Regions from separate parts of the Mus musculus genome. Here region 1 is linked to region 2. The links are chromatin loops, found by intact Hi-C in ENCODE. Cell type or tissue: heart. All regions are shown on one strand. Each heading gives the region's core, and the rest is flanking DNA. Links, peaks and the distances in the headings are about the cores only. Region 1 has its middle 19 kb from the start of Gm46275. Region 2 has its middle 18 kb from the start of Il9r.

Region 1 (11,457 bases), core at 1,171-9,170, 140 kb before region 2:
GGGGGTGGAGAAGAGAGTGTAGATAGGAGAGACAAGGAGAAGGAGGAAGACTGAGAGGAGAGGAGGAAGCATCCATCAGGGGAGATGACCCATGAGCAATTGGCCAGGAGAAACAGCAAGGAACTGGGGTACACTGCTGGGGAGGTTGCCAGGACAGCAGTTAGAAGAATAGATTAGGGGTGCCCTTCCAAAGACTGCCCAGAGATGGGACCATCTGAAAATACCCGGATGCAGACTAATACAAGAGTTCTGATAGGAGACCACATACAGGCTAATTCATCCATTGACTCTCTCCTTCTCAACTGTTTGTGTTATATGTTTGTGTTCCTCTCTCTCTCTCTCTCTCTCTCTCTCTCTCTCTCTCTCTCTCTCTGTGTGTGTGTGTGTGTGTGTGTTGTGTGCACATGTGAATATGCATATGTGGAGGCCAAGGGTCTTTGTTAGATGTCATTTTTGCTCTCCATCTTAAAGTGTTTTTTTCACATTGTGTGTGTTCACCATAACGTGTGTATGTCAGAGGTAACAGGGACCAGTTGGCAGCACTGAGTCACCAAAGGCAAGATGGCCATAGTGATCATAGTGGGCAGCACATGCAAAGTGAATTTGATGGTGGCAGGACTCAAACTCGTATGGACCTTTGGTACCAGCTAACCAATCATGATGTCTCCAGGCATGAAATAGAGAAGAATCCCACTGAACTTTTGTTTGATTAGTATAAGCAGAAAAATTCTCAAGCAAACAGAAGAAAAGCATATCATGGCAGCAGAGAATCTCAGCCTGTGGACCATTTTCCAGGTGAGCCAGTTTGCAGACCCAGACATCCCTTGAATGAAGGGATGGCCATGTTCCCCTGAGGAAGGACCTTGATTAAAATACCTAAGAGTTGTACTGTTAGTCTTTCCCCGGTCCTTCCCCAGAGGAGCCTCTGGCTCTTTACAAGGGGAGCTGTACACCAGGGAAAGGAAACAACCAGAGTTTCCAGGGTCTATTGGAGACTGGTTCTGAATTGACACTAATTCCAGGAGAGCCCAAGAAACACTGTGACCCTCCTGTTAAAGGAGTGATTATTGAAGTTTTGACTGAAGTCTGACTCACAGTAGGTCCAGTGGGTCCTCACACTCATCCCCTGGCTATTTCCCCAGTCTGAGAATGTATAATTGGGATAGATATACTTAGAAGTTGGCAGAATTCTCACATTGGTTCTCTGACCTGTGGAGGGAGGGCTGTTATGATTGGAAAGGCTAATCGGAAACCTTTGGAGTTGCCTTCTGCCAGGGAAATAGTGAGGAAAAAACCAGTATCATATTCCTGGAGGAATTACAGAAATTAGTGCCACCATTAAGGACTTGAAAGATGCAGGGGTGGTGGTTCCCACCACATCTCCCTTTAACTCTCCTATCTGGCCAGTGCAGAAGACAGATGGATTGCGGAGAATGATAGGTGACTACTGAAAACTCACTCAGGTAGTGACTCTAATTGCAGCTGCTCTACCAGATGTGATGTCCTTACTTGAGAAGATCAACACAGCTCCTGGAACATGGTATGCAGCTATTGATCTGGAAAATGCCTTTTTCTCAGTACCTATCTGTAAGGACCATCAGAAGCAATTTGCTTTTAGTTAGCAAGGCCAGCAGTATATCTATACAGGTGGGTTGGTTGTTTGTTTGTTTGCTTGTTTGGTTGGTTGGTTGGTTTGGCTTTGGTTTTTGAGACAGGGTTTCTCTGTGTAGCTTTGTCTGTTCTGGAACTCACTATGCAGACCAGGCTGGAAAGAGAGCCACCTGACTCTGCCTCCCAAGACCTGTGATTAAAGATCTAGCCTGGATCCCGAGAGAGTAGGCTGCGTTCTTAGTTAACCCGATACTTTTCCGCCCGTGAAGAACAACTGAGATTCCTCCTCCTGATGGATCTTATGCAGTCTTACCCTCCAGCTCCCTGGAGTGGTCCCTTTTTGTATTTTCCTAGAAATTCTCAGAAGTTGACACCATAAAATAGAATGGTCAATTAAGCAAGGAGACGATAATGAAAGGTCACACGGTCTACTGTTAAATAGTCCATTTGACTAAGGAAATTGGCCTTCCATTGCTGAGAGTAATTGCTGCTATAACACATTTACTGAGTTCGGTCGGGATTACAATGTTGTTACAAAATAATTTTAATTCTTTCCCATAATGTTCCAGTGTAACTCGTCTATGGAAAATCGCATTGAAATGCTCACTAAGTTGTTTTTATGCTGGCCAAGGTCATGAACCCAGAAGCACTCTGCCACACATACAACAGTGAAGCTGTCAGTGTAACAGCAAGTTTCTCAATAGGAACTTTAAGTCAGTAGAGGACAGTCTGACATATTTCAAACTGTGAGAGAGACGGTAGCAGTCATCCTAGGTTGCTAACGCTGTTAAAGCACCCTTCTCAGTGTAAGAAGGGGAGAACCACTAAGCCAGCATGACAGAAGACGCTCCTATGTCTACTAATTTTTATGTTAGTTTTGTACTCTGTCATTTTGATGAGAGTGCTCTTCAACTCTGCTTTTGTGGTGGAGTCTTCAGGGTCTCTTTGATATGGAATCATACCATCTGCAAATAGGGCAGTCCTTCTTGCAGGCAGCAAACAGAAGGGCCATATTTTATACATTCAGTGTACTAATCTGTATTTTTTGATTGGAGAATTGAGACCATCAACATTCAGAGCTTTTAATAAAAATTATATATTAAATCCTACCGTTTTGATTTTTGTAATTGATGCTTTCCAAATTCTCATTTCTTATTTACTGTTCTAATGTGGTTTATTATTTCCTGTGACCTCCTAGAAGTGTTTATTTTTCTCCCCTGGTTAGGATTCCCTTGAGGGTCTTCTGATAGCTGTTATCCACCCCAATGATTTCCTGGGTACCATCCATCTTGGCTCTGTCATTTAGCTTCCTGGCTGTACAATCTGTTATAGAGAGAGACTTCTCTGCCTGTGTCTCTGGTTTCTAAATTGCACTTCACTTTGCATGTCTATTTCTCTATGTTTGGGAATTATAGGGTATGGTTCATTGAATGACCTTCAGTGTTATTTCAAGTTCTCCTCTTGTCCAGACCTTCGGGATTTGTCCTTTGATGACATCTCAGAGGGCTCCGATGTCATGAACAAACTCTTTAATTCTTTTCATCATTGATATTTGAATGCAGCTTCTTATCAGCCTTGTCCTCATCCCCATGTTCCCCCTGCTTGGTGGCCTCATCCCTATGTCCTCCCCCTACTTGGTGGCCTTTTGGTGACATTTTTCACTGTGCTTTTTATCTGATTTATCCAGTTTTCATTACAACCTTTCTATGTTTTGTTTTTTCTTTCTTTCTAAGTCTCTATTTTTTTTGCCGAAAACTTCTTTGATGTTGCCAAGTTTTAAAATCCATATTCTTGATTTTTCTCACACATTTTGGTGATTTTTCTTTTAGTTTATGTTGCTGACTTTCATCTCCAGTCACTGACCAGATTTATCAGAAAACAACCTATATCTACACACACACACACACACACACACACACACACACACACACACACACACTGACTGCATGTCAAGCAGAAAGGAGAGTTGGGGAAGAGGAGGGAGACCAGTGGGAAGGTTAGAAGGAGACTCTTTAAGAGAGTGAGGTAGGACCGGGATGTGGAAGACTGAGAGGGAGGGTGAATTTGGCTAAAGCACCTGACATTTTTGAGATTATCTTAAGGAAACTCAGAACTATGTACAATGAATATACATTAGTAATAAATAAAACAAAAGAACAACCCAACCCAAGGGGGAGGCTTCCTACAATCCCAGTAGAGTAGCTTTGAAAATATATTGTTTACAAAGTAACATTGTTTCCTTTTTTATAAAAAGGTAGGAGTGCACCATGGGAAGAATAGACTAGACACATCAAACGGCTGACATTGGATGGAGGATAGGAAGGGAAACAAGAAGGTGGAATCTATAGGTTTCACAGTTTTGATTTTGATACCAAAACTTGCTTGATGTGTCATAAGGAAGCCAGGGCTGGGGTGTGGCTCAGTAGCTTGGTAGAGCTCTGGCCCAGCATGGCAAGGTCCCAATATCACACAAAAGAAAATAAACAAACAAACAAACAACAACAACAACAACAAATAAACATCAAACTTGAATTCATGGGAAGAGTATTACATGTGAAATTATAGATAGAAGCATCCGTAGGGTTGTGGCAGTTATATCTTAGCAGGACACATGTCAAAGATGAAAAGACCCCCAGAACCTAAACTAAAATTTCGAAGAGTTCGTGGGCAAAGAGCCAAGTGCATGCTGGGTGCCTGTTACACCGCTGTTCTCCTTGGAGCTGCGAAGTTCCGAGTCCCGCCACACGGGGGTGCTCGTCGCCTTCTTATATCTCCGGTAGCTGCAGTGTCCTCCTACACTCGACCCACACTGCCACCTTGTTCCAAGGTCCTCAAGCAGACAGGACAGTGATGGGTCTAGGAGGGTACAGTTTTGTGGGGCTGTGGGAAGAGGGGAAGAAGGGGGAGGGAGAGACTCCGTGTCCAGCCAGAGTTCCTCCTGTGCTCTGGGCAGGCGGATGCGGAAGGACTGCCGGACACTTTCCACTTGGCCTCAATACTGAAAGAGAGGATGTGGAAAGAGCAGCAAACTTTCTCTTTCCCCAAACTACAAAAAAACTACAAGAATAAACTTTTTCGCTCTGTCAGTAGAGTCCTTCGCGCTGTCCCGGGGCAGACATTTGACTCCATTAATCTGTCTTGTTTTCGGACATTTGCACAGCTAGACGTTATTTTGTGGGTTGTAAGGACATGACTGCTGTTGTGAGAATCTAGACTCTGAATTCACCCTGACCTGTGTTTGAAACCTGAAGGCCAAGCAGACAGTGTGATCTTACAGAGCAGCGATCTAACATCTCTTGAGTTTTTGCCATCTCTTCATCTACGACACAAGGAAATTAGAGTACTTTTTTCCAGAAACTTGTTTGCAGAGATTTTAAAATCACCATGAAAAATGTCACACGAAAACAATTAGAAATGTCACAGTGGGTGCTAGAGAGATGGCTCCGTAATTTAAGAGCACTGCCTGTTTTTTCCAGAGGACCTGGGTTCAACTCCAAGCAACACATGGCAGCTCACAATTGTATGTAACTCAAGCTCCAGAGGTTCCAACATCCTCACATAGATAAGTATATGCAGGAAAACACCAGTGCAATAAAATAATAAAAAATTAATTTTTAGGAGCCGGGCGTGGTGGCACATGCCATCTGTAATGAGATCTGACTCCCTCTTCTGGAGTGTCTGAAGACAGCTACAGTGTACTTACATGTAATAAAAATAAATAAATCTTTAAAAGAAAAAAAGACTCTGTCTCAAAAACAAGTGAATGAGTACATAAGTAAATAAAATTTTACAAGAAAAGTTCTGGCCACAGAGAATAGGTTTCCTAAAGTACCTCCCCAATATTGTTTTAAAAGAGAGCAATTAAAAGATTTAAAAGAGAGAGGGGCTCCTTCAGAGCTGAAACCTATCACTATCACCCTGGTGTTTCTTCTTTTCTTTTCTTTCTAATAATCAATTTTTTTTTTTCGAGACAGGGTTTCTCTGTGTAGTGCTGGCTGTCCTGGAACTCACTCTGTAGATCAGGCTGGCCTCGAACTCAGAAATCCGCCTGCCTCTGCCCTTCAAATGCTGGGATTAAAGGTGTGCGCCACCGCTGCCCAACTTCTTTTTATTTAATCCAGGTCCCCAGTCCATGGAATGGCACAGCCCACATTTAAAGCAATTCCTCTCGGACATGCCTGAGGCTTGCTTCAGTGATTGCTGGAATCAAATTAAGTTAATAACCATTATAAACGATCACAGCTCCACCTTTTGTCAACTTGACACCCAAACACACTGCTTTTAAGCCATATCCTTCTACTCCCTGTCTCTATAGGCTTGTAGCTATCTTATAACGCAAAATTTATTCAGCCCAACCTCAAAAGTCCTCTGGCCAATACCTTTCAACACTATTCAAAGGAGAAAAATCAGACTCTCAACCGAGACTCAATCTCTTACTCTGGCCTCCTATTAAAAACCGAAACAAAACAAGCTATAGACATCCAATGTACTGTAGAGCAGAGTGAAGGTTCACATTCATAACGGGAAGAATGGGGCAGAAGGAAAGCTCTGCCCAAAGTGAGTCAGACACCCAGCAGGGCAAACACCAAATCCTGCAACTCCACTTTGGGTCCAGGGCTTGTGGTAGAAATGTCTCAGATCCATGGTCAGCCCTGTCCGATGTGCTGTCTGGGCCCAGACTCTCTCTTGGGTCCATCCCACACCCGCAGCTTTCTTTGGCAGATGCTGCATGGTTCTAGGGTCTCCACTGGAGAGTAACCGCCAAGGACTTCCTTGCGGGTGGACCCAGTGATTCTCTAGATCTGTGGTACAAGGCTTATGACTCTTGCCATCCTGCATTCTTCACACCCATAAAACCAATGCCCTGTGGATGCTGTCACCAAGTTATTCTGCCTTCTCTGGGTGGAGACCACAAATGCACTGGCTTTTGAGTGTTGGCATTGGGAAACACTTCCCAGAGTCATTCAACCAGCTTTTATATGGCGTTCTTAGTTTGGACACTTTCCTCTTAAATGAACTTGCATATTTGCAGTATGGAGTTCTCTGGGGTGGGTCTTACACCCAGGGCACCTTTCCTGTCACCCAGGGTCAGCTTCTCTTCCATGCTGCTCATCTCCTTAATAGTTACACCTGCTGTGTCACCTGCCTGTCCTTCCCTGGAACTTTAATCTTACCTGCACACCCTTTTAACCAAACTTCAAGGATGCCCCTTTTTCTCTCTCACGAGAGGCCTCAATGAGAACAGCAAGCAATGACCTCGCCACAGCCCAAATGAGCTCCCGATTGGTCTCCTGTCTGGAGATTTCTTCTGCCAGACACGGCAGCCTGTTCTCCTTAAGTTAAACCCCACTCAACTCAGGACATAGGCAGAATGCACTCAGATCCTTTGCCAAAATATATCACACAATGTCCCCTAACTCACTACCTGATAGAATGTTTCCCCCAAAGCCTTGCCGAGTCTCTACTGTCCACGTTAGTCTGTGCTTACAGTATCCCAGGGCCTTTCTAGGATAAAATTCTAAGTGCTTCCATATGCCTCCCACAAACCAGTCTAAAAGGTCTAAGAACCACATGGTCGGGTTTCTAATGCTCACTCCCCACCCCATTCCAGGTACCAATTTTCAATATTAGTCACTTTCCCGGTTGCTGAAACGACGGGCACAACCAATTTAAGGAAGGGTTTACTGTGGCTCACAATTCTAAGGGGTACAGTCCGTCATGGCAGGAAGGTACGGTGACAGAAGCGGAGGTTGTCACATCGTAGACATCCTGGGAGCAGAGAGAGCTTGCGCTCAGCCGCTTTTCTGTTTATGTAGTCCAGGACTCCAGCCCATGGAATCGTTCAGCCCACATTCACCATGGCTCTCCCATCAGATCCAGGACTGCTCATGGCTTCAGTTCAGCTTTGTCACATCTTTGTCCTTACGTGGTATAAGAATCTCCCCTGGCACTCAAGAAGCTACCCAAGGGCAGTGAGGTGCCTTCTAGTCCCACCAGAGTGCCACTGTGTCTGAACTGACCTCCAGCAATTACACAGGTGACATCAAGAGCAAAACCGTCTCCTACATCTCACAGGTCTGAGTGCGGTCCTACAAATAGACATTTAACAAGTATTTGGTTGTGCAAAGGCAAGGTGATGCTGGAGGTGGTGACGATACTGGAAAAGCCTTGCACCTACTTATAGTGGCCTGCAGGGGGCGCCCCAGAGACCTCCTGCCCGGTAGTCATAAACAGCTGAGAGTGGGCCCCAAGGTGGCGCCACTGGCTTTCTAATGAGAGGGGAGCTAAGCTTACTGTTTTCTTATATTCTAGGTCCTCCACCATGTTGCAGTGTGGCTCGAGGCTCTCAGCAGAGGCCTTCAACCCTCCCACCCTCCAGCACTGTGAGCCGAATCAAGTCTACTGCTCATCCATCTCCCAGACCCAGGAACTCTGTAGTGACAGAACGCGCACCAAGAAAGTGAAGAAAGGTGCTTTGTGGTTAACTGGTCTCATGGATGGGAAGTGCTTGCTTGAGATTGCCCGGTGTTGTCACATATGGGAAGCAGAGCTGGGCAGAGTTAAGCCAAGACGAGTGCCCTCTCCCACAGGGCAGGGCAGTGTGGGTAGGGGAGGACTGGCTGTTCCCAGCTTAGGCTTCTAACCCGTGCTTGTGAAGGAATGTCTGGTGCAGATCACCTGTTCCCTGCATGAGCTCCTGGTCTGAGAGGTGATTGACAGCTTGCTCCGTCTGAGGCTTGGTGACAGTGTCCTGGGTCCATTGTCTCAGTTTCCAGATAGTTCCAGACAAAACCAAACACAGCTGCTTTAGGGGCACACAGGAGAGAGACGGTCTGCTATTTTAAGACAGCCACTGAGTTCTTTTTCACAGCCCTGGAGCAGCAGAGCAGACCACAGGGGAGCGGGTGAGTCACAAAGGGTCAGGGAGGGCTTTGGAGGTGGAGCAGCAGAGGTCTGCCTAGGCTTATGGACAGTTCAGGGCACACCAGCACCCGTCCTTGTCAATTAGGCGATGCCTCCATGCCACTAGTGGGGAAACCGAGGCAGGGATGTTGATAAGGGGGGAGTTGTGAGGAACAAATCTTCATGTACTCAAGTGATGCCATGTGAGCCTTCTCCCCAGTTTAACTGGTCAATAAAAGGCTAGAGCCTGTGACTGGGCAGCAGGGGAGGGAGAAAGGTGGGACTGGAGGTTTAAGAGAGAGGGTTGCAGGGAGGGGGGGGCTGAGGAGGAGGAAGATGCCATGGTCCGGAACCAAGTGGCCAGGAGAAAGACCCAGTAACAGGGCATTACAGCTGGGGAATGAGCTAGTATAGCCCTAACTCTGCCCAGTCTGGGCACACGGCTCATAAATAAAATATCTGATTGTGTCTCTTTTATACAGGCTTATTAGGTTTGTAAATTATTACTTCAGACTGCTTTCCTTTGTAAGTGACAGAAGTCTCCTGTTTTGTTTGAGCTAGGGGATTATGTTGGTAAAAGAAAAGCAAATTGTAGACACATGGAATTTATACAGCAGGTATTTAAAAAAAAAGAAAACAACAACAACAACAAAAAAAAAAAAACCATGGCTGAGGAGCCTGAGTTTGAACCCCTAGAATCCATGTCCAAAGTCAGGCATGGTGGCGCCAGGTGGTGATACTCTCAGAACTGGGGAAACAGAGACTGGAAGATCCCTGGAGCTCAGACAGATAGCCTGCTCAGTGAGACTATGTTAAAACAACAACAAAAAAAAAGGTGGTGTCTGAGGAACGACACCCAGGTCTGTCCTCTGGCTTCTACATATGTAAGTGCAAACACACATGCACACACATGCATGCATGTGACCAACACACCTATGTGTATCTTTCCCCACCACCACAAGATACACAAACAAAACAAAGGGTAAACCATGGGTCTCTGATTCGGTAGGTCCATAGACATTATCAAGGTCTGGATAAGTTCTGGCAGGGGGTTAGGCTGTCACCTTCTCGAGAGGCTGGGTGGAATAGACTTGGGGTGATCTTCCAGGTTCCTCTAATCTGATAGGGTAATCATTTTATATTTACTTGTGTGTCTGTGAGCCAAGGAGCTTTAGACGAACTGGTTCTTGGTTTTGACACACTGTTCTTAAGGAAGACCCTCAGATCCTGCAGTTGCTGTGTAGGGACAACCTCGGGGAGCTACACCCCCAAATTAATAAAGTCATGGTAGCTGTTCAGGTAATTATTGCTGATCCAAAGACAGACCAGAGACCTAGGAAGGTTGGACAATATACTCATCTGGATTTCAGCTTCCCGCCTGCTTCCTACAACTGGGAGTCACGTATGTTTCCAGCATCTGTCTGGAAATCAAATGTCACTTTTCAAGGGAGAAATCCCAGAAGATTGATTATGCCCCAGAGATTTATCTCCAGAAGTTTTGGAAAAGTGAAACACGTTTAAAAAAAAAGAAAGAAAGAAACAATTAAAAGCAAACTAGAACATTTGGGAGGCTGAAGTGGAGTTTAAGAGGGTGTTAAGCTGTAATTGTTGAAGGAGAAGACAAGAGCAATCCAGGCTGTGCTGGCTCACGCAGACTCTTCTCTTTCTTCTGAACTCACTGAAGCTATTACCAGAAAAATTTAACCTCCACATCAGGTGGGTGACAGGCCTGTCATATCAGTGCTGGACAGGTAGAGGCAGAAGGATGGTGAGTTCAAGGTCACTCTGATCTACACAGCAAGTTATAAGATAACATTGGCTTCAGAGGGTCAAACCAGATCAAACACCCAAGTCTGTGTTGTGGTGGTGTGGATGGAAGGCCTTCCATGACTGGAGCCAGCTGAAATGCTGGGTTATTCTGGTTTGCTGTGGTAAGATCAAAGGTGCCAGGAGGCTCCTGCCTTTGTGCCTAATTCCTGCCCTCTTGATAGGTAGCCACAGGGCCTCTCTCTGCCCGGGGCTACTGTCTGCCTGGCCTCAGCTTCTGTTAGCCTCACACCACTGAATCTCAGAAGTCTGAAAGCTACCTCTAATTTTGATAGCGCTGGAAATAGAAGGTTGTAGCCCCCAGAGCCATCTCAGTGAAAGGGTAGTGCACAAGGCCAGCACCTTGTGGCCTTATTTCATGGCCTCTGAAGAGAAGGTGAGCAGGAAGGAGCTTTCTGTAGACTAAAGGAAGAGGCTGGGGCTCCTCAGAGTGCCCTGAGGAGGAGGTAGCAGCCTTGGTGTAGGGGTGCAGGCAAGTCTTTGAGGGTCTTTGCTGTGAGGCCTGGCTATGAAACTATGAACCCAGTTCATAGTCTCCAGAAAACCGTCAGTACACACCCCAAATAGAAGTCCATCGGGTGCTTCACTAGGGGTAAAAAGTAGGTCTAGTGGTCAATTTAGAGGCAGCTAGAGTGGAAAGGTGGCCATCTTGAAAAGATGAAGGAGACCCTGTAGTGGTCACTGCAGGGAAATAGACCACCGAGAGATGAATGGGAGTGACCACGAAGTTTAGATCGATTAGCCTAGATTGATTAGTTTAGCCTGGGTTAAGACTCAGGGAGTCTGATGCTTTATTCCCAACACATTTAAACACAGTAGAATTTGGGGGAAAAAGTTCTCATACATAACTCAATCCCCAGTGTGCAAGGAAGCATAATTACAGTGAGACTCAACTCAGGATACAAGCCATTTATTCCAAGGTGTTGGGTTCTAGAGGTAGGCTGCCTGTACTAGCTTACAGGCCTAAGGAAGGGTCTGGCCTAGTCTCAGCCATACAGATAGCGTAGGGGTCATTTGGGCTATTAGCCACTTCTGGTCCTGGTTGTGGGAGCTTGAGAGGAGCTCCTGACTATACAGATAATGTAAGGGTCATGTAGACTTTTAAGTATCTCCTGT
Region 2 (11,457 bases), core at 2,206-10,205:
GCCATCCGGTCTCTGCATATACAGATGACACATTCTCAGAGATGAGTCTCCTTTGGCTGTAAAGATCTGTGTGAGAATGGCATTTTCTTCCAGTGTCTAAGGGTAAGGATGAGAAGCCTCAGATGGACACAATCAGATCGTCTTGGAGGTGATTTTTCTGCATAATTTTGTCGGTGATGATTTACTTCCACATCAACGCATGGCATCTAGAAAACTTTAAGCAATAAAGATTTTTCTGGGGTGAGGGTGTGGCTCAAAGCTGGTTAAAGTATTTTAACCCAGTGTGAGAGGCCCTAGTTAGTGCCATAAGAAAACCTTCCCAGATTCTCTGTATTAGTGCTTTTCATCTCTATTACAATTATCTTAAGGTCTGAAATGTGAATAAAGGCTTTCTATATTTATACATCTTCAAATAATTATATTCTCTTATAAATAGATAACTATATCATGCTGTTCTTTTCATTGTGTGCATTTTAATAAAATTTTTTTTTTTTCCATTAAGAACTGTTCTGTGGATAGGTGTTTTGCTGGCCTGTTTATCTGTTCACAATGTGTGTGCAGTGCCCTTGGAGGCCAGAAGAGGGCATCAGATCTCCCAGGACTGGAATTACAGACGCTATGTGGGTGATGGGAATCGAACCCTGATCCTCTGGAAGAGCAACCAGTGCTCTTAACTAATGAATCGTCTCTCCAGACCCACGTAGGCCTTTTACAGTCAGTATATCTATAAGAATTCCTTCCAAAGTGAACTCTAATATCAAAAAGGCTTATATTTTCATTAAAGGTGTTGCCGTGTTCCTCACATCTGTAGGGGTTTTCTCCAGTATAAACACTGTGCTGTTCTATAAAACTTGAACACTGGTTAAGGGTTAGCCACACCTAACATTTGTAGGGTTTACTAAGGACTGAAAGCTGGCTAAAGGATTTTCGTATTCTTTTGTTTGTTTTTGAGACAAAGTTGCTCTGTGTAGCCATGGCTGTCCCCGGAAGTCCTTCTGTAGACCAGGGCCTTGAACTCCGAGATCCACCTGCCTCTGTCTCTCCAGTGCTGAGAGTAAAGGTGAACACCACCACTGCCTGGCTGCAGATGCACCCATGCAAACGTCTGCCAATGGGGTATCAGATGCTCACTGGTGCTCTAGAGATGGGGTCTCTAGTCTTCTACTCTATGTGCAGTCTATTAGTTGCAGCTCCTTATAGCCTGGAATGAATCATTTCATTCACTTGCTGTGAGATTCTTTTGGGAAAAGTGCTTTCTACTGACTGTGCATGGTCTGTTCACAGCATGTCATGTCATATTTCATTGGAGGTTCCTATATTTTTGGAATGTGTCTTCATTCCTAAATTTGTTAAAATTTCTACATTTCTTAAAATTTGTGAAAATTTCAACCACTTTTTTTGTTTGTTTGGTTGGTTGGTTGGTTTTTTGAGACAGGGTTTCTCTGTATAGCCCTGGCTGTCCTGGAACTCACTTTGTAGACCAGGCTGGCCTTGAACTCAGAAATCCGCCTGCCTCTGCCTCCCAAGTGCTGGGATTAAAGGTGTGCGCCACCACCGCCCGGCCTCAACCGCTTTTTGTTGTTGTTAAATTTCTGGCTCCTTTTCCCGCTTCCTTCTGGAATTAATATAATTAAACAAATTTTTATTGATGCTTTGAAATTGTCATATATTCAGACAATGTATTTAGATCATATCAACTTCCTGCTACCCACCTCTAATGTTCCAGGGAACGCACAACCCATCTCTCTCCAAACTTTATAACTCTACTTTGCATTTATTATGACTGTGTCCCTGAGTCCATTTAGTGCTGACTGTATGTATGCAAATGTGTGGCCACCCCCTGGGGCTTGGGGCTCTCAGTAGCAAGGTCCACAGAGAACAAGGACTTCTCCCCATTGCAACAGTATCCACCGCCAGTAACTCCTCCATTTGGATTGAAGCCTTCTCCATTCTTACTGTCTTCCTCCGTCCCTCCCTCCCTCCCTCCCTCCCTCCCTCCCTTCCTTCCCTCCTCTCTCTCTCTCTCTCTCTCTCTTTCTTTCTTTCTTTCTTTCTTTCTTTCTTTCTTTCTTTCTTTCTTTCTTTCCTTGCTCTCTCTCTCCCCCTCTCTTCCTCCCTCCCCTCTCTCTTTCTCTCTCCCTCCTCTTTCTTTCTTTCTTTCTTTCTTTCTTTCTTTCTTTCTTTCTTTCTTTCTTTCTTTCTTTCTTCCTTCCTTCCTTCCTTCCTTCCTTCCTTCCTTCCTTCCTTCCTTCCTTCCTTTCTCTCTTTCTTCCTTTCTTTCACATACTTAAATCACTTTATTTATTTATTTATTTACTTTTTTTTTAAATAAAAATATTTTTGTGGTAGCCACAGCTGGAGCCTGGGTCCTCTGAACAGAGACTCTGGTGTGGGTTTTCACTAGATGATCAGTGAATTCCTGATAAGGAGACTTGGTGAACACAGTCTCTTTCCAGAGGTCAGGGTTCAGGTAGCTGTAGGTCTTGGAGGTGGCATCAAATGTGGTCTTGGCAAAGTTGCTCAGGGTGGCAGAGCAGCCTTGGCTGAAGTGTAGCAGTCATCTATACCAGCCATCACCAGGAGCTTCTTGGGCTCAGGAGCAGAGACTGGAAAATCATGCCAGTGCCTCTGGGGGCAGGGATGAGACACACCAGCACAGAGCCACATCGGCCTGTCACCTTGCATGGAACAGTGTGGGGCTTGCCAATCTTGTTCCCCCAGTAGCATCTCCGCATAGGGACGATGGAAAGCTTGGCCAAGATGATGACCCCTCGGATGACAGCGGCAACCTCCTTGGAGCACTTAACACCAAGACCAACGTGACCACTGTAGTCCCCAATAACGACGAATGCCTTGAACCTGGTCCACTGGCCAGCTTGAGTCTGCTTCTGCACTGGCATGATTTTCAGAACCTCATCCTTTAGGGATGCACCCAGGAAGAAGTCAATGATCTCAGACTCCTTAATGGGCAGGGAGAACAGGTAGATTTCCTCCAAGGACTTGATCTCATGTCCTTAACCAGGCGGCCCAGCTTGGTGACAGAGGTCCACTGAAGGAAGACACCAGCCAAAGGGCTGCCTCTCTGTGCAGGGAGCAAGTAGCCCACCCGGCCAGCCGCCCAGACCTACCTCCTCGTCTTCAGCTTTACCTCCACGATCCCCGCGGCCTTGATCACGACCGCAACCCTGAAGACCCTGGCTGTCTCTCTCAGGAACCTCTCACTTATAGAATATGTCTCGTATCACTATTGTACACCTCCACTCACAGCAGCTTTGGTTGCCTGCACAAAACCCACTCAGGATCGAGGCAGTCACAATTCCAGCAGGGATTTCTCTGGGAAAACACCAAATGGCAGGTGAGGCCGGTGTAGCGGGAGGGCCAGGGGTTGAGAAATAAAGAGGACAGGAAAGTTTGGGATCAGGAGATCCTGCACAAGCCGGTGTTCCCACAAGCAAGTTTATTAAGAAGCACAGCATCTTATATACGTTTTACGGGGCTGATTCTGCAGCATGCAGGGTCCAACACTGGGTAAGAGCATGGCTGTCTTTTCCCTACCTGCAGCCTGCATCCAGCAGGGAGGGTTTCCTGCTAAGTTTGAGACTGATTTTTCTGTGTCATGTAAAAAAAAAAAAAAAAAAAAAAAAAAGCCCGATGTTTGCCATTGTGCACCCCAGAACAACGGCAATAGCCGATAGCGTGTGAGTTGATTCTTGTACCTCTGGGGTCTCCCTGCCCAAGGGCTGCTAGGGAGGTATCCTGTGCCCAACTTAGATTTTCCCTCAATAATGAATGTTTTCTAGGGTCACGATGGTCCATCCAGGCAGGGTACCTCTGTTCAAACTCATTTTTAATATTAAAAATTAAAAGAAATAACTTACAAGTGTGTAGATTTCGACATTGGTTCTTGTACTCCATAGTACAAGGGAGTCCAAGCTTTGCCTGCCTGACCCTTAGCCCTCCATTGTCCCATCCCCCAACACTCTCCCCGTGAAAACCTTTAACCCTGAGTATCCCATCCCCAACAGACCTTCATGTCCCGGTTCTCCCACCTCCCCTAATTACATCTTTTTACGTGAGCTTCAAGATTATAGGTTTTCATACAGACTTTTCAAAAAGTAGGGAGTGCTCCGTGAATCTGCACGGGAGACAAGCGGATCTCCGCATCATTTCAGCTTTAGTACATATGCTGCTGAGGTGAGTAGACAGGGAGGCCCACACTTGGACAGATGTCCACTTGCTGATATTGGATTGAGACTTATACTCTGTCGGGTTCCCGTCTCTTACTCTGCTTTGACGCTTCAAGTCACCTATGTTGATAGCTACTGATCTTGAATTTCTCAATTTAGTTTTGGATCTAGGCAGCAGCAGTTATTTTTGGATCTTTGTAACATTTATTTCTTATTAACAGCACAGGTTTTGTGATTTTGTTTAGGTATGTGATCTATGTATTTTAAATTTTTTATGCATCTGAGAGTGGTTATCTTGAATTTTTGCCAAGTAACACATAACCTAATGTGCTTGAAAAAAAATTGGAGACATTTATGAAATCCAATAAAAACTTCATTTTAGGGGGTAAGCAATCTCTAAAAATCAAGTTACGGGGTTGGAGAGGCAGCTTAGCAGTTAAAAGAACTTGCTATTCTTGCAGAGGACCCTGGTTTGGTTCTCAGCACCCACATAGCAGCTCACAACTGTCCACAACTCAGGAACAAGCTCTGATCTCTTCTGATCTCTGTGGGCAAAGGGCGCTGCATGTGGTGGGCAGACATACATACAGGGAAAACGCAGATACACATGAAATAAAGACATCTTAAAAAAAAACCCACATCATTTTGTCATATGTATTCAACCAAAGTTGTTAATCTAATATTTGAATATGCTTTGTTAACAGTTAAAAGAAGTAAACCCTAGTTGCCCTTGACTCAGTGTGAAAGAAGAGTTTGGTTTTTTTTAATACCAGTCAGAGCAGAATTGGTTTTGTGGCTGGCAAATGTGATTCTTTTTATTTGTTTAGGTATCTTATCTGTTTTGTCACATTAATGTGTTTGGGTGAGTTTCCGGACGGGTTTTTTTTTTTTTTTTTTTTGCTTTGTTGAGCTCAGGATCCTTCGTGTGCATATTGATAGCATAAATTTTGGCTGATATTTGGACATCACGGGCTTAGATATCAGTCTTTACTGTCTTTTACGCAGGGGGAGCCATTTACGAACCAAGCAAGAGATTCTGGGGGAATTCATGAATTCTTGGTGAGGATGGGTGGGTCTTCTCTTATCTCTTCTAATTTATCTAATTTCTCTGGGTTCAGCCTTTTAATTTTCAACTCACGATCTCTGTCTCCCTCTACTGTCCATCTGTGGTAATGCAGCCTCCTGGGCGCTGCGGAGAGATCTGAGCTCTTGGCTGGGAAGCTGCCAACCTCTCCTAGCTCCTACAGGGACCCAGCCTTGTAGGGATAGAAACAAGCCTCCCCCCCCCCCGCTCCCCCCCCCCCCAGTCCCCAAGTCCAGGACATTGACTTCACGTCACATCCCTATTTCTGTTCCTAGGAAGTAGCTGCGAAGTGGAATCTCCGGCTGCTCTTTAGAAGAGAACTGCGCACAAATGTAAAGATGTTTCCTGCCAACTTCGATGCCATTCTGGCTGTGCTCACAATGAGGGTGCTTGCCTGGTTAACTTAATTCTTTAAACGCACATTTTTGGGAACTTCAAACACGAGTCCACGGTAGTTACATCACTTCCACCCCACCTCCCTCACTGCTCTATCTCCTTCCATTCCCCAACAATCGCCTCTAAGAGCCAAGACCTTTTCTGTGTTACTGTCACACACAATCCACTGAGTACACTCAATGTCCGTGTGTACGCGCGTTTAGGGATGATCAATCAGGATGGGGAAACCTACCCCGGGCTTGTGCCTCCCACAGCGGCCATAGCGCCTTGTCTACACCAGCGGTTCTCAACCCATGGGTCTTAATGCCCACAGGAGTCACCTAAGACCATGGGAAAGCACAGATATTTACACTACGATTGAAAACAGAAGCAAAATTACAGTTATGAAGTAGAAACGAAATAATTTTATGGTTGGGGAGGTCATCACAACATGCGGAACTGTAGCGTTAGGAAGGTTGAAAACCATTGAGTTACACACACTTAATTTTTCTGGCACTTTAAGAAAATAAAAATTCATCCTGTATATCCCCATTAAATAGGTTTCTGGAGCAGTAATTGATTAATCCACTCTACTCTCCTGTGGCAGTGTGTGCTCCTTGCTACCTGCTCCAGTGCTCTGAGGATTCTAGAATGAAAGGCACACACACACACAGCCTTATATTATAATATGCCTTAAATAGCTCAATGGCTGGGCCACTCCCAAACTTCCACACAGCTAATGTCTCCCCTCTGATGCTTCTAAATTATTACTTTCTAAAATCTATATTGTATTTTTGTTACCCCAGCCCCAGGCCTGTGGCCTTCCTAGGCCCTGATCCCCGACGCTCACATGTTGGCAGTCTCTCTGTCCCTCTGTCCCTCTGTCCCACACTCCTCAGGCCTGGACCTCCTTCCTCTCCTGGCAATGGCGATTCCCCTTCTTCCTCAGTTCCTTGTCCACAAATCTGAAAGTCCTGTCTCCCTACCCAGCCACTGGCCACTGGCAACTTTATTTACCAATCAAAGCCAACTGGGGGCAGAGACCCTTAGAGTCTTACAGGAAGACATGCAGGTTCCTGTGTAATTTTAGGAGCCGAATTAACACAAGTAGCCTTAGATCCAATCCACAACAGGTTTCTATAGAGGGAAGAGGGCCCAGGATGTCGTCCTGATTGTGTAGGCATAAATAATAAAAAGTTTTGAGGATGCAGCTCTTGTGTGACAGGTTAAAATAAATGGAATGTTAACACATGACACATATGTTACACACATATGAAAGGTCACACAACAATGTATCTGATGAATTAAATCATGATTCTTACAATGGAAAATATCTATGTGACACAGATATCAGCAAATGCAAATTTTTTCTTTAGTATGAAAATTTTCTCCCTTTCTAGCCCTTTCTTGACAAAGAAAACAAAGACATTGTTATTGAAAAGCTCTCTGTTTTGGTCTAAATTTGGGGGTGGGGCAGCTGTAAAACTCAATACGTTTTAGGAGGGAATCAAGCCTGGGTCCTCTGCAAGAGCAGCCAGTGCTCTTAACCACTGAGCCTCACCCCCTGTATTGGCTAGTTTTGTGTCAACTTGACACAGCTGGAGTTATCACAGAGAAAGGAGCTTCAGTTGAGGAAATGCCTCCATGAGATCCAACTGTAAGGCATTTTCTCAATTAGTGATCAAGGGGGAAAGGCCCCTTGTGGGTGGGACCATCTCTGGGCTGGTTGTCTTGGGTTCTATAAGAGAGCAGGCTGAGCAAGCCAGAAAAGAACATCCCTCCATGGCCTCTGCATCAGCTCCTGCTTTCTGACCTGCTTGAGTTCCAGTCCTGCATCCTTTGGTGATCAACAGCAGTATGGAAATGTAAGCCGAATAAACCCTTTCCTCCCCAACTTGCTTCTTGGTCATGATGTTTGTGCAGGAATAGAAACCCTGACTAAGACACCCCCCTTTGGCCTTTTTTTTTTTTTAAATTTTATGTTGTTTGAACAATCAATCATTCCTTTTTTTTTTTAATTAGGTATTTTCCTCATTTACATTTCCAATGCTATCCCAAAGTCCCCCATACCCTCTCCCCCACTCCCCTACCCACCCACTCCCACTTTTTGGCCCTGGCGTTCCCCTGTACTGGGGCATATAAAGTTTGCAAGTCCAATGGGCCTCTCTTTCCAGTGATGGCCGACAAGGCCATCTTCTGATACATATGCAGCTAGAGTCAAGAGCTCCGGGGTACTGGTTAGTTCATAATGTTGTTCCACCTATAGGGTTGCAGATCCCTTTAGCTCCTTGGGTACTTTCTCGAGCTCCTCCATTGGGGGCCCTGGGATCCATCCAATAGCTGACTGTGAGCATCCACTTATGTGTTTGCTAGGCCCTGGCATAGTCTCACAAGAGACAGCTATATCAGGGTCCTTTCAGCAAAATCTTGCTAGTGTATGCAATGGTGTCAGCGTTTGGAGGCTGATTATGGGATGGATCCCTGGATATGGCAGTCTCTAGATGGTCCATCCTTTCATCACAGCTCCAAACTTTGTCTCTGTAACTCCTTCCATGGGTGTTTTGTTCCCAATTCTAAGAAGGGGCAAAGTGTCCACACTTCGGTCTTCATTCTTCTTGAGTTTCATGTGTTTTGCAAATTGTAACTTATATCTTGGGTATTCTAAGTTTCTGGGCTAATATCCACTTATCAGTGAGTACATATCATTTGAGTTCTTTTGTGATTGGGTTACCTCACTCAGGATAATGCCCTCCAGGTCCAACCATTTGCCTAGGAATTTCATAAATTCATTCTTTTTAATAGCTGTGTATTACTCCATTGTGTAAATGTACCACGTTTTTTGTATCCATTCCTATTTTGAGGGACATCTGGGTTCTTTCCAGCTTCTGGCTATTATAAATAAGGCTGCTATGAACATAGTGGAGCATGTGTCTTTCTTACAAGTTGGAACATCTTCTGGATATATACCCAGGAGAGGTATTGCGGGATCCTCTGGTAGTACTATGTCCAATTTTCTGAGGAACTGCCAGACTGATTTCCAGAGTGGTTGTACAAGCTTGCAATCCCACCAACAATGGAGGAGTGTTCCTCTTTCTCCACATCCTCGCCAGCATCTGCTGTCACCTGAATTTTTGATCTTAGCCATTCTGACTGGTGTGAGATGGAATCTCAGGATTGTTTTGATTTGCATTTCCCTGATGATTAAGGATGCTGAACATTTTTTTAGGTGTTTCTCAGCCATTCGGTATTCCTCAGGTGAGAATTCTTTGTTTAGCTCTGAGCGCCATTTTTTAATGGGGTTATTTGATTTTCTGGAGTCCACCTTCTTGAGTTCTTTATATATCAATCAATCATTCCTATTACTTCATCGTCTGAAAGTTCTTCTAGGCCCTTCTCATTGGGGTCCTGTAGTATGGGATTGGTGATTTCTGAGGAGACATGTTTGTGCACTGAGATTTGCCTGTTGGCAGTTAGTTGATTGATGGGGAGTGTGAGCCCGTGACTGACAGTCTAGGGACTGCTTGTCTGTCAGCACCAGGAGGTTTCTTGGGTAGAAACCCCTTACAGGCTAGCTCTAGGAGCAGGACCTGGCAGGGCCTTGTATGTGGTAGGAACTGGGTAGACTGGAAAGTGTGGGCTGGGTGGTTGGGCCTGCCCATCACCATCTGGAGCTGGGCAACTGGAGAAGCTTGGGCCAGATGACTGGTGCCTAGCAAGCCCTCACTTGTCCACTGCAGAAGCTAGGCAAGCTGGGGACTGCTGTCTGCATGTCTGGGACCTGGGGACACCTCACCTGTCATGCAGGGGGGCTGTCACTATGGAGTATTTTGATGTCATAGCATGCCATTATAATGGCAGATGGGGGCACTATGATGTCAAAAGTCAACAATGTATGTCACAAGGGAGCATTGTGATGTAACAATTCATTTTTGTGATGTCATAATGGAGTCTTAGGTCTTATCAGGAGAGCAGAGTGGTGTTGTATTGGGGCACCATGATGTCAAATTCAGTATTGTTACACTAGAGCTTGTCATGTTAAAATATGGCATTGTGGTAGCAACATGCATTGTGATGTCACGTTTCATCACTGGGGTGGAACAGCCAAGCATAGTATTGAAAAAAGCTTAGCATCATGATGCTGAAAATGCAGCTTTGCGATGTCCTAGGGCAGTGTGGTGATGTCACCAAGGTGGCGTTAGAGAGCATTTGAGGTGTCAGGTGAGGCCTTTGTGCAGCAACTAAGGGTATAATCACATCACAATGCTTGATTGTGTGTGACATGGCTTTGCTGCATCCTGACACCACAGGTAGCTTGCTGCCTGAACTAGAGAGAGTTAGAAAATCTTTACCATCACTCAGTCATTGACATTTTAAAGATCTGGGGTGGGGGGGGTGGGGTGGGGGAGGGGGGAAGCCATCCCCAGGCAACGGTACAATGTCAGAAAGAGAATCCAGAAAATCCTCCTATCGTTGCTGGTGCTTGTTAGCCCTTAGATGCTGCTTGAAAAAGACCCTGCATGGATTTGAATGAGAAAGTCCCTCACAGTCTCGGGCATTTGGATACTTACTCCCCAGCTGGTGGCGCTGTTTGTGGAGGTTTGGGCAGCACAGCCTTTCTGGAGGAGGGACATCGATGGGTGCAGGCTTTGAGAGTAAGCCTCACCTTCTTCCAGTTCTTTTTCCTTGCTTTTTGCTTCCAGCTCAAGATGTAATGTCTCAGCCAGGCCTTTAATCCCAGCACTCAGGAGACAGAGGCATGCATAGCTCTGTGATTTCTAGGAAAGCCTGGTTTACATAGAATTCCAGGTTAGCCAGGGCTACATAGTGAGACCCTGTCTCACACACACACACACACACACACACACACACACACACACACACACACAAACAAATAACAGGCAGGCAGACAAACAAACTTTTAGCTTCCTGCTCTGCCAGCATGACTGTAGCGCGTTACCACACTTACAAGCCACAACAGACTCCTCCTCCTCCTCCTCCTCCTCCTCCTCCTCCTCCTCCTCCTCCTCCTCTTCTTCTTCTTCTTCTTCTTCTTCTTCTTCTTCTTCTTCTTCTTTTTGTTTTTGTTTTTTGTTTTTTTTGAGACAGGGTTTCTCTGTGTAGCTGTCCTGAAACTCACTTTGTAGACCAGGCTGGCCTCGAACCCAGAAATCCGCCTGCTCTGCCTCCCTAGTGCTGGGATTAAAGGCGTGCGCCACCACCGCCTGTCTCACAACAGACTCTTATCCCTCTGAAACTTGTCTACAAAATAAGTCTTTTTTCTACAGGCTGCTTTGGTAACCTGTTTTATCACTACCACAGAAAACTAGTTGATACGTCCACTGTATCAGCACGTGGGTGGCTTAAGATCCTCTGTGTGTTGCACTCATACGACCATCAGAACACACATTCTGGGTCTGTACACAGACACCTGCCAGACCATAGGAAAGGAACTTGATTCAGAGCTACAGGACCCAGCAACCTGAAAACCCAGTGGGAGCCAGAGTTTGCAGGGAAACTCCTAAACAGGATTCAAGCAGCACCCTAGACAATGGTTGACCTCCTGAAAGTCCATCAAGAGATGTGACCAGCAGCCGGGTGTGGTGGCGCACGCCTTTAATCCCAGCACTAGGGAGGCAGAGGCAGGCAGATTTCTGAGTTCGAGGCCAGCCTGGTCTACAAAGTGAGTTCCAGGACAGCCAAGGCTATACAGAGAAATCCTGTCTCGAAAAAAACAAACAAAGAAAGAGATGTGACAAGCATCAGAGACTCTACCTGTGAAGTGCTACACACTGACCCGATCACACCTGCAGC

The links. Peaks named below come from ENCODE experiments on the same cell type or tissue, not always from the same donor. Only the 100,000 strongest peaks of a DNase experiment are listed, where the experiment ranks them.
Region 1: it touches region 2 in a loop (6-fold over the local background); 18 of 42 quality-filtered maps call a loop at or near these places.

The regions. Positions count from the first base shown.
Region 1 is chr11:32,317,748-32,329,204 of GRCm38, reverse strand. No RefSeq gene overlaps it. Among named protein-coding and RNA genes, the nearest start is that of Gm46275, 19 kb to the right of the region's middle. In heart, for the core only: CTCF peaks have their summits at 4,348 and 7,820 (motif pointing right); DNase peaks (open chromatin) are centred at 4,384 and 7,854; H3K4me3 peaks cover 477 bases; H3K27ac peaks cover 957 bases; H3K27me3 peaks cover 415 bases.
Region 2 is chr11:32,176,588-32,188,044 of GRCm38, reverse strand. It overlaps the pseudogene Gm12109 and a transcript of Il9r not described here. Among named protein-coding and RNA genes, the nearest start is that of Il9r, 18 kb to the left of the region's middle. In heart, for the core only: a CTCF peak has its summit at 5,340 (motif pointing left); a DNase peak (open chromatin) is centred at 5,364; H3K27me3 peaks cover 1,043 bases.